Regions from separate parts of the Mus musculus genome. Here regions 1 and 3 are each linked to region 2. Evidence: chromatin loops called from intact Hi-C (ENCODE). Cell type or tissue: gastrocnemius. All regions are shown on one strand.

Region 1 (4,000 bases), 61 kb before region 2:
AGCTTTGGATGTCTCTGCTGATGTCTCAACCTCAGAGCACATCCAGACGTAGTCAACTCCTAGGGAAGGAAACAACTGGAAGCAGTTGTGAGAAAATAATAAAGACCAGGGACAAATAATAAACAGAAACTAAAGAAAACTGTGCCCAGGGAGCACGGTGTTATAAGATGGTGGTAGAGCCCTTAGTAGGTGGGACCTAGTGGGAGGTCTAGAGGCATTGAGACGCGTCCTAAAAGGGGACTGTGCATCCCTAGTATCTCTCTTATAGCTAAGCATAGAATGACTAATTTGCCCTGCCACACGCGGCTTAGGGTGATCCGCTTGCTGCCTTACCAGTGGCAACTCCAAAACAACCGGTACCAGTCTCAGAAGGAAACCTCCAAACCACGAGCCAAAACGCACCTCTAATTTAGCAACTGATCCTAATTATCCTATTTAAAGGCTGCAAGTACCTGGATGTGAATTACAGCTTCAACATCTGTAGGAGAGTAAAAGCTTCACTTGTTACAAAGTCCAAATGCTAAAAGGATCCTTAGAAAGTGCCCTGTCCCACATTGCCCAGATAAAGAAGTTTTACCTAGAGAACATTCAACCCAGTCTCATGACAATATTTAAAACCTGCTAAATTATACCCTCAGGTCACCAAAATAATTTTAAAAGCCCTCTTCATCATTTTAATACTTTCTCAAAAGCACTATTCTAAAGTCTTACTGTGGTCATTCTGCACTGGGTCTGACGGAAACATTTAAGAATCTAGGAGCAGCTGTATCAGTAAGTCTAGTGCCTGATGTCTTCCCTATCACAGAGTAAACTTTGCCTTTTAGAATAACAATCTCGTTTGGAGCTGAGACAAAAGGATGGACCATCTAGAGACTGCCATATCCAGGGATCCATCCCATAATTAGCCTCCAAACGATGACACCATTGCATACACTAGCAAGCGTTGGCTGAAAGGACCCTGATATAGCTGTCTCTTGTGAGACTAGGCTGGGGCCTAGCAAACACAGAAGTGGATGCTCACAGTCAGCTATTGAATGGAGCACAGGGCCCCAATGGAGGAGCTAGAGAAAGTATCCAAGGAGCTAAAGAGATCTGCAACCCTGTAGGTGCAACATTATGAACTAACCAGTACCCCCGGAGCTCTTGACTCTAGCTGCATATGTATCAAAAGATGGCCTAGTCGGCCATCACTGGAAAGAGAGGCCCATTGGACACGCAAACTTTATATGCCCCAGTACAGGGGAACACCAGGGCCAAAAAATGGGAATGGGTGGGTAGGGAAGGGGGGGGAGGGTATGGGGGACTTTTGGGATAGCATTCTAAATGTAATTGAGGAAATACGTAATAATTAAAAAAAAAAAAAAAAAAGAATAACAATCTCAAGGCACCAGGAAAACTGCAATAAAGAATACAAAATCCAGCCGGGTGTGGTGGCGCACATCTTTAATCCCAGCACTTGGGAGGCAGAGGCAGGCGGATTTCTGAGTTCGAGGCCAGTCTGGTCTACAAAGTGAGTTCCAGGACAGCCAGAGATACACAGAGAAACCCTGTCTCGAAAAACCAAACCAAAAAAAAAAACAAAATCCTTAGCTTTCCCAAACTCCATTAAAAGGAAGTTATCCACAACTAAACCAGAAGTAAAGTAGTATCATACCCCAGGCTTTCAGATTCCTGAAGCTAACCACACCAAATTTGATGTTGTCAAAACCCAAGATTCTTCCTACTGCCAAAAAGAAGGTTGGCTTGATTTTACCCTATTAAAACATGTTTTACAAACTTGCAGAACGAAGTAGTACAAATATGAAAAGGAAAAATTGGGCTAGAGAGATGGCTCAGAGGTTAAAAGCACTGACTGCTCTTCCAGAGGTCCTGAGTTCAATTCCTAGCAACCACATGGTGGGTCACAACCATCTGTAATGGGGTCCGATGCCCTCTTCTGGTGTGTCTGAAGAGAGCTACAATGTACTCATACATAAAATAAACAAAATTTTTTTAAAAAAAGGAAAAATTATGTGTTGCAACAACAGAAAATAAGTACTTAGAGACTATCATCACATATACACAAGGTGGCAGTGTTCTCCTAGGAGATGTATGGTTTGCACACTCCATTTTTTCCCACTCCCCAGGCCTATTACTCAGTCACTAGGTGAAATACTATATCTAGATTTAGTATTGTTATTACTAATCCATAAGTATTAGTCTTAAGTGAGATCTCACTTTTGTGTCTGCCCCTGGAGACAAATCATCAGCTCCCCACTCCTCTTCAATATAACTCACAGGACCCTGGGTTTAGCGCATGGCTTGTGCTTTTTCTAAGCATAGTCAGGAAAAGTCAAGAAAAGGAAAAGGTTATTTCACCTACTTTTACTCTAGGTTAACAACCTTTTTAAAGATCATTTAGCTAATAACTTTTAAAGCTTTTCTGATAAAATTCTCATGAAATTACTTCTAACTCAGTTCAGAAGTTCGACCTATCCACTACAGTTTGAGAAAGGGGGGTTGTTTTGTTTTGTTTTTTAAGATGTATATATTTTATTTCTATGGGTGCATGTAGCTGTCTTCAGACACACCAGAAGAGGGCACGAAAAGCCATTACAGATGGTTGTGAGCCACCATGTGGGTGCTGGGAATTGAGCTCAGAACCTCTGGAAGAGCTGTCAGTGCTCTTAACCGCTGAGCCATCTCTCCAGCCTCACTACAGTTTGAAATGAGAAAAATAGCTTTGGGAAAAGTGAAGAGAGAAATGCCTCTGAAGCCTCACTCAGTGCTGGCTGAGCTGAGCTGACCAGCCTCAGTGCCAGCCACTTCCAAACCAATCACGTATGGACACAATGAGCAGAAATCTAACCCTCCTCAAGATTTTCGAATGCAGCTCTTTATTATCTGGTTTGTGATTGACTGCTTCAAGACAACCAAAGAGATCATATGACAAAGAAGTGATGAGAAAGACAGCAACACACACACTTGAAAAAATGCACTATGAAAAATTCCTGTAGACCAAGGTATGGTGACATATGCCTATAATGCCAGTAGTCGGGAAGCTCAGACAGGACCAGAGGTTCAAGGTCAGCCAGGGATGGGGGAAAGGAAAAATGAGGGAAATTCTACAAATGAAGTTTTATTTCCACCAACTTCTTTATTGAAAAGAAAAATGAAGTGGAGTTCTCATTAGAAATGTAAAGATTAGAAGGTATAATAATACTGACTTTATTCTAAGTTCAACTTAAAATGTAGGTTTTTTTAAAATAAATTTTAAGTCACCTTCATACCTAGACTGCCAACCCTCCAAAATTATTCTTAAAAACTCAGTAAGAAAGCTTTCAAAAATGTTCACAATGTACACTTGTTAAAAGAATCAATGGATGCAGACTGTACTTAAGATATAAGTAGTCTCAGAAAACTGTACAGCCTCGTGCAGCTTAAGACTAGTCTCTAGCCCAGGAGTGGTAGCTCACGCCTTTAATCCCAGCACTTGGGAGGCAGAGGCCGGTGGATTCCTGAGCTTTAGGGAAGTAGATCGAGGCCAGCTTGAGTTCCAGGACAGTCAGGACTACACAGAGGAACCCTGTCTCGAAGGAAAAAAAAAAAAAAAAAAGACATCTGATCCTCCTGCCTTTGTCTTCCAAATAACAAACAGACTTATATACCACCATGCCACCTTGAAAAGCATAATTCGTAGAAAACAAGCTGAGTCAGAAGAAAGGTACAAACAAACCAACCTGCAGGACCCACTGCTACCACAGCCACGTGCTCTTTATAAACCATGAGCCGGACATATTTCTCTCTTCCCCAAAGATGCTTCTGTCAAGTCCGCAACAGTGCTGAGAAAAGCTAACGAACTGGGCTCCGAAACACTGCCTATGGTTGTTGTAATAAAGTTCTACAAACTTTTTGTCTTACAAGAAAAAGTAGTAGCAACAATAATTTTGTTTTCCATCATCAACTAATCTACTTGCTTGCTGATTAACTTTGATCTCTGGTGGAGATAAATGTGCTATAT
Region 2 (4,000 bases):
GATCAGCACATCAAATAATGCTCATATAAGAGCCAGAGTAAGAGGGTAGACTGATTTGCAAGTTAGCAGTCAGTAAGATCCTGTATTGTTCTCCCTGTCTCCATTCTGAGCACCATCAGAGTCCCTTACACACTCATACTCGGGGTTTCGGTGAACATTCTAGAATGGAAACCTAGAGAGTCTCACTGCTCAGCCTTTCGATGGAAGTACACAGCACACAGCTCTGGAATCCTCTAAGCCACCCTTCACATTGCCCTGTGGCAACCAGTAGTCCTCCATGGCCCACCTTGGCTCTAATGTGCAGAGGCGTTCATTTTATTAACCATTTTGCTACTAAAGGCATGGGATTTCAGAGTTCTATCTCTGATATTAACTGGGTTTTATCATTTTTTTTTTTTTTTTGGAAATACTGAGTCTGCATGATCAGAGCCTCCTGGTTTACCTAAGAGTCTCTTTCAATAACAATGCCCCGGTTACCAGCTTTTGGATGTGTCAGGACCTAGGTTTGAGCATTAGCAACCAATTCTATGTGACTTAACTAAAAAAGGACTTTTTGAAAAATACCAAGTAGGGCACAGCATCCCTGAGAAAGCTAAGATCAGGCTCAGGAAGCAGACAAGAGCAGAGTCAGCTGATAGCAGAAAGCTAAGAATCACTGATGCACAGTCCAGTGAGGATGCTTCCAGAACTCTGACAGGAAGAAGTTGCTACTTCAGGGGAAGTTTCTCTGACACTATCACCACTAGACCCCTCATCATCAGTGCAGGTAAGTAATGTGATGGACTGGCGTCTTTGTACCACTCCTCGGGGTTCAATGTCACAGGAAGACTAGACATACCTCATTGCACATGCACACACATGCGCGCACACACACACACACACACACACATCTATACATGCATACCTATGCACATACACATGAATGCATGGGGAGGGGGGAGATAGACAGACAGACAGAGACAGAGACAGAGGACAGAGAGAGAGTCCAGTCTATCATGCTTGCTTTTCAAGCACGCTTTCAAGACTTGTTATTTTCTTTTGTTGGCCTAATACTTTGTAGCAACTTTGTGTGTGTGTGTGTGTGTGTGTGTAGTATTGTATAGATGTGGCATATGTGCTCATCAATGTATGCATGAGTAACTGTGTGTGTTGGGTATGTGTGTGTACCTATGTGTGGAGACCAGAGGTTGACCCTGGGTGTCTTCCCTGATTGCTGTCTATCTTTACATTTTCCCATTTATTTACTATGTGTGCATTGGGGAGTTGGGGTGAGGGGTGGGGTGGGTACCACAGCACACATGTGGAAGACAAAAGACACATGGCAGTCTCAGGGAATCTGTTCTCTCCTCCCATCATGTAGGCTCTTGGGACTGAATGTTCTTTACAGAGCTTTGGTGGCAAGGACCTTCACCTTGCTGCTTTTCTCGATGAATCTAAAGCTCTTAGCTTCAGCCAGGCTGACTGACCAGTGAGCTTCAGGCATCTGCTGTTGCTTTTCCATGCCTCGTTGCCCCCAGTGCTAGAGTTACAGGCATTTTGTATGTATACTCTGGGTATACAAACTCACGTCTTCATGCATGTGTGGCAGGCACGTTCCCTGCTCAGCCATTCCCAGAGACCTATAAAGAGATATTTACGTTCAACTGTTTCATGATTTAAAATAAAACAAACAAACAAAAAACCAGTGGTTCAAATTCTCTTCCCCTTCAAAAAGTTCAATTTTCTTCCTTTATTTTTTCCAGCTTCATTGTCCTCAATAAACTTTATCAAGTTTCTAAAAAAAATTTTTGATCACATTATATGTGTGAGTATATTTGTAGAATAGCTTTAAATTTATACAGCACTGAACCTTTGTATCCAAGAACATGGTATATCTCAATTTAAGTATTCTTTTCTACCCTTGAGTAATATTATAGTTGTCTTCACATGGAGTTTGCACACTTCTTCATTTATGACTTCATTGTTAGGGAAGTCGGGATTGGTCCAATCTATATTTCCCTTGAGAATTTCAAGCCCCTCCTGATGCCCTTTCAAAATCATGAGACACCATTTACAATGCAAATGGCTCCGGGATTCTGATTTTCCCTAGTCAGTAAGTCTCTCGGCTGAATTCTTCCTAGATTTAACCAGATGCTGTTACTAAATTAAATCTTAGCTTTCACGGTAGCATAAACTTGAATTTGAAGGTTTAAGGAAAATAAATTGACTTGGATAAATTGAAGGACAGACGATAGTGCACTGGTGCTACAGTGCCTCCTAGTGGACACAACGGAGCATGGCTTTGTTTACTAAGAATGTACATCTTGTGTCTGCCCCCAGTGTCATCCTACAGGCAGTTAGAAACTGGAGGAGCCTTTGTAGTTAGCTAGATCAAAAAGAGAGAGGTATGAAGAAGGAAAAGGAGAAATGATTTGTTTAAAATCCCATGGTTGGCCAAGATTTTTCGCTCTCCATCTGTCCTTAGTTCTTCAAGAATCCAGCTTCCTTCTTACTGAAACTTGATATACCTTGGCCGGTTGATAGCCATGGGAGCCTGGCCTTTCAAAAGGAAAGCCAGAGGAGGAGTGAGTAGAGAAGTGGGAGGTGTACTGTACGGGGAGGGACCAGGGGAAGAAGAGGGGGGTGGAAAGTAAGAAGGGAGGAAAGGCAGGAGGGGGAGAGAGAGATGTTACTGCTTTCTTTTCAGCACATATAAAACAAAGGACTAAAGAAACGCATATTTAAAATCCAGTTTCTATATTCACACCTAATTCACTTCCAAACCTACTTGTAAAAATCCATCTTCAGCAAATGAATTTGTTGGGAAAATGGCCAGGCATCCATACACAGAAAGGTTCTCCATCACCATAAATTAACTCATGGTATGCTGAATTAATTGTTGAAAATTACTAGAAAATATGTTCACAAACCTGGCAAATTCAGACTATGTCACACACAAATACTCTTTCTTTCTCCTCCTCCTCCTCTTCCTCCTCCTTCTTTTTCAAGATAGGGCAACACTCACACAGCCCCCAATGGAGGAGCTAGAGAAAGTACCCAAGGAGCTATAGGGAACTGCAACCCTATAGGTGGGACAACATTATGAACTAACCAGTACCCCGGAGCTCTTGTCTCTAGCTGCATATGTATCAAAAGATGGTCTAGTCGGCCATCACTGCAAAGAGAGGCCCATTGGACTTGCAAACTTTATATGCCCCAGTACAGGGGAACGCCAGGGCCAAAAAGGGGGAGTGGGTGGGTAGGGGATTGGGGGGTTGGGTATGGGGGACCTTTGGGATAGCATTGAAAATGTAAACGAGAAAAATACCTAATTAAAAAAATCACACACACAAATAAACAACTTCTGCCCTTGAAGCTGCCAGAAATATTTTTCAAAGAAATTAAAAAAAAAAAAAAAAAGATAGGGAAACACTATTTATCCTGGGACTAGCTCTGTAGACCAGGCTGGCCTCGAACTCACAGAAATCCACTTGTGTCTGCCTCCACAGTGCTAGGATTAAAAGCATGTGCTACCACCAGCTGGCAAAGACTTCCTTTCAAATGACCTGAATTTAACCCTGTTTCTTTAGTTTTCTTTTATAGAGTCATAACTGAATTATCTTGAAAAATGACTATGAAGCATTGAAAAACATCGGTGTAAACCAACACCTATTCTGAAACATAACCTTTCCAAAGGCTGCAGAAGACCAAGCCCGGGGATTAGAACAGAGATGGCCCCAGAGGGTGCTCTCACATCAATCCAGTACCGCGCATGCAAGTCTCGAAATCTCAGGAAAACTGCCCCCCCCCCACTTTGGCAGGTCTTAGTTTCAGATGATGAAAATCAGAGGCAACCGAGCACAGAGGCCCAGACATGTAGACTCAGCTACTTGGGTATCAGGAGGATTGCTTGAGTTTATGAGTTCAAGGTCAATGTGGGCTATTGAGAAAGACCCCCACTTCAACAACAAAAAGAATACGCAAGCATTTTCTAAAATTACTCTGCTCCAAGATCAGATAA
Region 3 (4,000 bases), 94 kb before region 2:
AAAGACAAATATTTCTGATTTTTAAGCATGAAGTATGTATTATTTGGTAAATATTTCCCTCTGCTTATAAGAGCTACAAAAACAGGCAAGTATCCTAATCATAACGTTAGTTTTATTTTCAGTTTAATAAAGGGACAATACCTACTTCTAAGTAACTCTGGCAAAGAGCACGCCACACAATGAAAGACCTTCATTTCAGTGGATCACAACTGTAAAAAACCCAAGTAGCTAAATCACTGGCCAAAGTTATTCTCTTTAGAAAGGAAAAAAATATGACACATATAAAATATTAGCTTATAATGACAATTGCGTTTTATAAGTAGCAAGTACACCCAAAAGTTACTGCTGAATATACAAATATACTTTTTTTAAAATTTTTTATTAGGTATTTTCCTCATTTACATTTCCAATGCTATCCCAAAAGTCCCCCATACCCTCCCCCCCCACTCCCCTATCCACCCACTCCCCCTTTTTGGCCCTGGCGTTCCCCTGTACTGGGGCATATAAAGTTTGTGTGTCCGATGGGCCTCTCTTTCCAGTGATGGCCGACTAGGCCATCTTTTGATACATATGCAGCTAGAGACAAGAGCTCCGGGGTACTGGTTAGTTCATATTGTTGTTCCACCTATAGGGTTGCAGTTCCCTTTAGCTCCTTGGTTACTTTCTCTAGCTCCTCCATTGGGGGCCCCTGTGATCCATCCAATAGCTGACTGTGAGCATCCACTTATAAGACAAAAAGACCACCAACAGATTGGGAAAGGATCTTTACCTATCCTAAATCAGATAGGGGACTAATATCCAATATATATAAAGAACTCAAGAAGGTGAACTCCAGAAAATCAAATAACCCCATTAAAAAATGGGGCTCAGAGCTGAACAAAGAATTCTCACCTGAGGAATACTGAATGGCAGAGAAGCACCTGAAAAAATGTTCAACATCCTTAATCATCAGGGAAATGCAAATCAAAACAACCCTGAGATTCCACCTCACACCAGTCAGAATGGCTAAGATCAAAAATTCAGGGGACAGCAGATGCTGGCGAGGATGTGGAGAAAGAGGAACACTCCTCCACTGTTGGTGGGATTGCAGGCTTGTACAACCACTCCGGAAATCAGTCTGGCGGTTCCTCAGAAAATTGGACATAGTACTACCGGAGGATCCCGCAATACCTCTCCTGGGCATATATCCAGAAGATGTCCCAACCAGTAAGAAGGACATATGCTCCACTATGTTCAAATATACTTTTTTTAAAGTACATATCAAAACTAATTTTTTCAGCTTATTTGAACTCCTGCAGAATTTACAGAGCTCACAAACTATTTCTTTCCTGATGTGATCTACATTAACATAAGGAAATATCTGTTAATTTTAAATTACTTAAAATGATGAAAACAGAGGCAGAGGCAGGCGGATTTCTGAGTTCGAGGCCAGCCTGGTCTACAAAGTGAGTTCCAGGATAGCCAGAGCTATACAGAGAAACCCTGTCTCAAAAAACCAAAAAAAAAAAAAAAAAAAAAAAAAAAAAAAAAAAAAAAATGATGAAAACAAAGGTGAGAGAGTCAGAAAAGAGCACCCCTTATGACTGGTGAAGGAGAGGCTGTCATCTAAATACACCCAAGGGGCCAGTTTTCAAGGAACTGACTCATTTATACTAGTCAGTTTTCTTCGAATGGCAAGAGATACCCCTCTTTCAACATGGAAGACAGAATCATAAATTCTTTCTTTTCTATGAGTACACCGCTGCTGTCGTCAGACACACCAGAGGAGATCCCCTTACCAATGGTTCTGAGCTGCCCTGTGGTTGCTGTGAATTGAACTCTTCTACCACACAGTTTGAAATTTTGAAAGCAGCTTAAGTGAAAATATTGTAAAAATGAAAGTGTGAAATTACAAACATGTTTTTCAATCAAGAACTGGGCACAACCATAAAACATACACTATCTACTTTAGTCAATCTTAAATTCCCATGCTATCAACTGAAACTCCAAATCTCAAACTAAGCAACTAAGCCTTTCTATCTGAAAATACTGTTAGAAAAGGAGAACAAAATATAGCACCTGCTATTGGCATGAGGTTTCTACTTAGTAAGCCAGTAAGGGCAATTATCTCTTAAACCATTAAAAAATTGTTTGTATCCATCCCCAAATGATGTCTGTACATTTGCATTATAAGGCATGAAATGTGTGGGTCCCTAAAGAATGGGATACCACTAAATGGCATTCTTATCCATTCGAGGAACAATGCTTGAGAATAAACTATTATCTACCCAGATTTTTAAATTGGTTTCAAATAAGACAATCTTCCTAGTCTATACAGTTCGTCTGCAAAAGCTATTTATTACTAAGTACACAAACTACTCCAAACTTCAGTCCAGCCAGGTACTTTCTGGCTGGTCTGCTCTGCAACCACATGGTGGCACTATGGATCATTATTCCCTCTATTCCAAATGTTCCAGTGAATCGCACTACAGTCAGTCACCAGTTAGTATCTAAGATCCTTAAAAGGAGTTAAGGGGCAAGTTTTGTTGTTTTATACAAGAAGGAGAAGGAGTCTCATCAACAATACAAGCAGCTCTTCTCTGACACCTTCTAATATGAGCACATATTAGATGGGGAGGGTACAGGGGGGAGGTGGGTAAGCATGTCCAGAGGAATTCTGGTCTGCCACCTTTTAACATAAGCTGAACATGCCCAAATGTTCTCATCTACCATTTTAACCTTTCCAGTAAGTGTTTCATCCTGTAAACTAAGTATGTCCCTAAATCTATCCATCTTCCCTTCTTGAACTATGACCTTAAACTACACATGCAAATGTACCCGCCTCTAAAGTGTATTCCCACATATGTAAGTATAGGTGCTAACATAAAATTTGAAATGCTTTGTTGAAGAAGCGACCACTTTGGAAAGAACCTCTTTGTTCACTCTGCCTGATGCAGGTAACAAAGCTTTCTACTCTTTTAAATATAAATGAAAGAATGAGTAAATGAATGAATGAATGAATGGGCATCTTAAAACAAATAAAAATCTATTTTGGCATTCATGTTTCTTTTGCTAAAAAACCAGAGGCAATATAGATTAACTAGAAATACCGGTAATGTTTTTGACCTACAGACAACAGGGACTATGTCTTTAATACAGCCTGGGGCTATATTCTGAGAGCTGGTTTTTAAAAAAATTATAGATGGATAAATGGATGGATGGATGGATGGATGGATGGATGGATGGATGGATAGATAGATAGATAGATAGATAGATAGAATTAACATATTTAAATTTTTTGTTTTATTTTTTAATTAGTGAACTTCCAATTACTTTCTTTAAATTAAAAAGCAAAAATTTCAAATACCTATGCATTTCACTATCTTATAGTCCAACTTGAATATGGATAACTGGCCAGATATTTTCTTGAGTGCTAACTAGGAAGCTGACCTACACAGGTGATATCAAAAAGTTTCCTTCCAGTATAGTGGGTGTCCCAGTTTTTAATCCCAGCACTCAGGTGGATCTCTTGTGAGTTTGAAGCCAGACTGATCTACATAGCAAGTTCCAGGCTTTCCAAAGCTAGTCAGTGAGACTCACTAACAAAAAGAAGAAAAAGAAAAAGGAAAGGAATAAGATTCCCCTTCATATACCTGATGAAGAGCACTAAGGAACTCAATGTCTTAGAGAAAGCAAGAAGGGTTGAAGTACATTGCCTTAACTTTCATTTGATGAGAGTCAAAACTATTATAAACTATTGCAGTTCAAACAATGAGTAAAGTAAGATATTTTCACACTAAGACATAGAATGAAATAAAGAGGTTATCTGGCATGATTTAGTCCTTTTAAAAAAAGGAAAAGGGAAAAATGATAATATATTTCTTTATAGAAAGACAGAAGGCAAGAGGTGGTTTTGTGTTTGTTTTTCTTTTTTCTTTTTTAAAGATTACAAACGGGGCTGGAGAAATGTCTCAGTAGTTAAGAGCACTGGCTGCCCTTCCAGAGGACCCGGGTTCAATCC

The links. Hi-C counts contacts between places; a loop is a spot of excess contacts. Peaks named below come from ENCODE experiments on the same cell type or tissue, not always from the same donor. Only the 100,000 strongest peaks of a DNase experiment are listed, where the experiment ranks them.
Region 1: a loop joins it to region 2, with 9 times the contacts of the local background. A loop is called at or near these places in 30 of 42 quality-filtered maps.
Region 3: it touches region 2 in a loop (14-fold over the local background); 14 of 42 quality-filtered maps call a loop at or near these places.

The regions. Positions count from the first base shown.
Region 1 is chr2:75,845,996-75,849,995 of GRCm38, reverse strand. The region is part of intron 1 of Agps (alkylglycerone phosphate synthase); the gene reads right to left. Among named protein-coding and RNA genes, the nearest start is that of Gm34861, 16 kb to the right of the region's middle. In gastrocnemius, a CTCF peak has its summit at 2,057 (motif pointing right); no DNase peak of the experiment used is centred here.
Region 2 is chr2:75,784,542-75,788,541 of GRCm38, reverse strand. It overlaps Gm13657 (a long non-coding RNA gene), which reads right to left. Exons shown (of 5, transcript XR_001783382.2): 4 at 1,412-1,619. Among named protein-coding and RNA genes, the nearest start is that of Gm13657, 9.7 kb to the right of the region's middle. In gastrocnemius, no CTCF peak of the experiment used is centred here; a DNase peak (open chromatin) is centred at 2,262.
Region 3 is chr2:75,878,409-75,882,408 of GRCm38, reverse strand. All of the region lies in intron 11 of Agps (alkylglycerone phosphate synthase), which reads right to left. Among named protein-coding and RNA genes, the nearest start is that of Gm34861, 48 kb to the right of the region's middle. In gastrocnemius, a CTCF peak has its summit at 2,411 (motif pointing right); no DNase peak of the experiment used is centred here.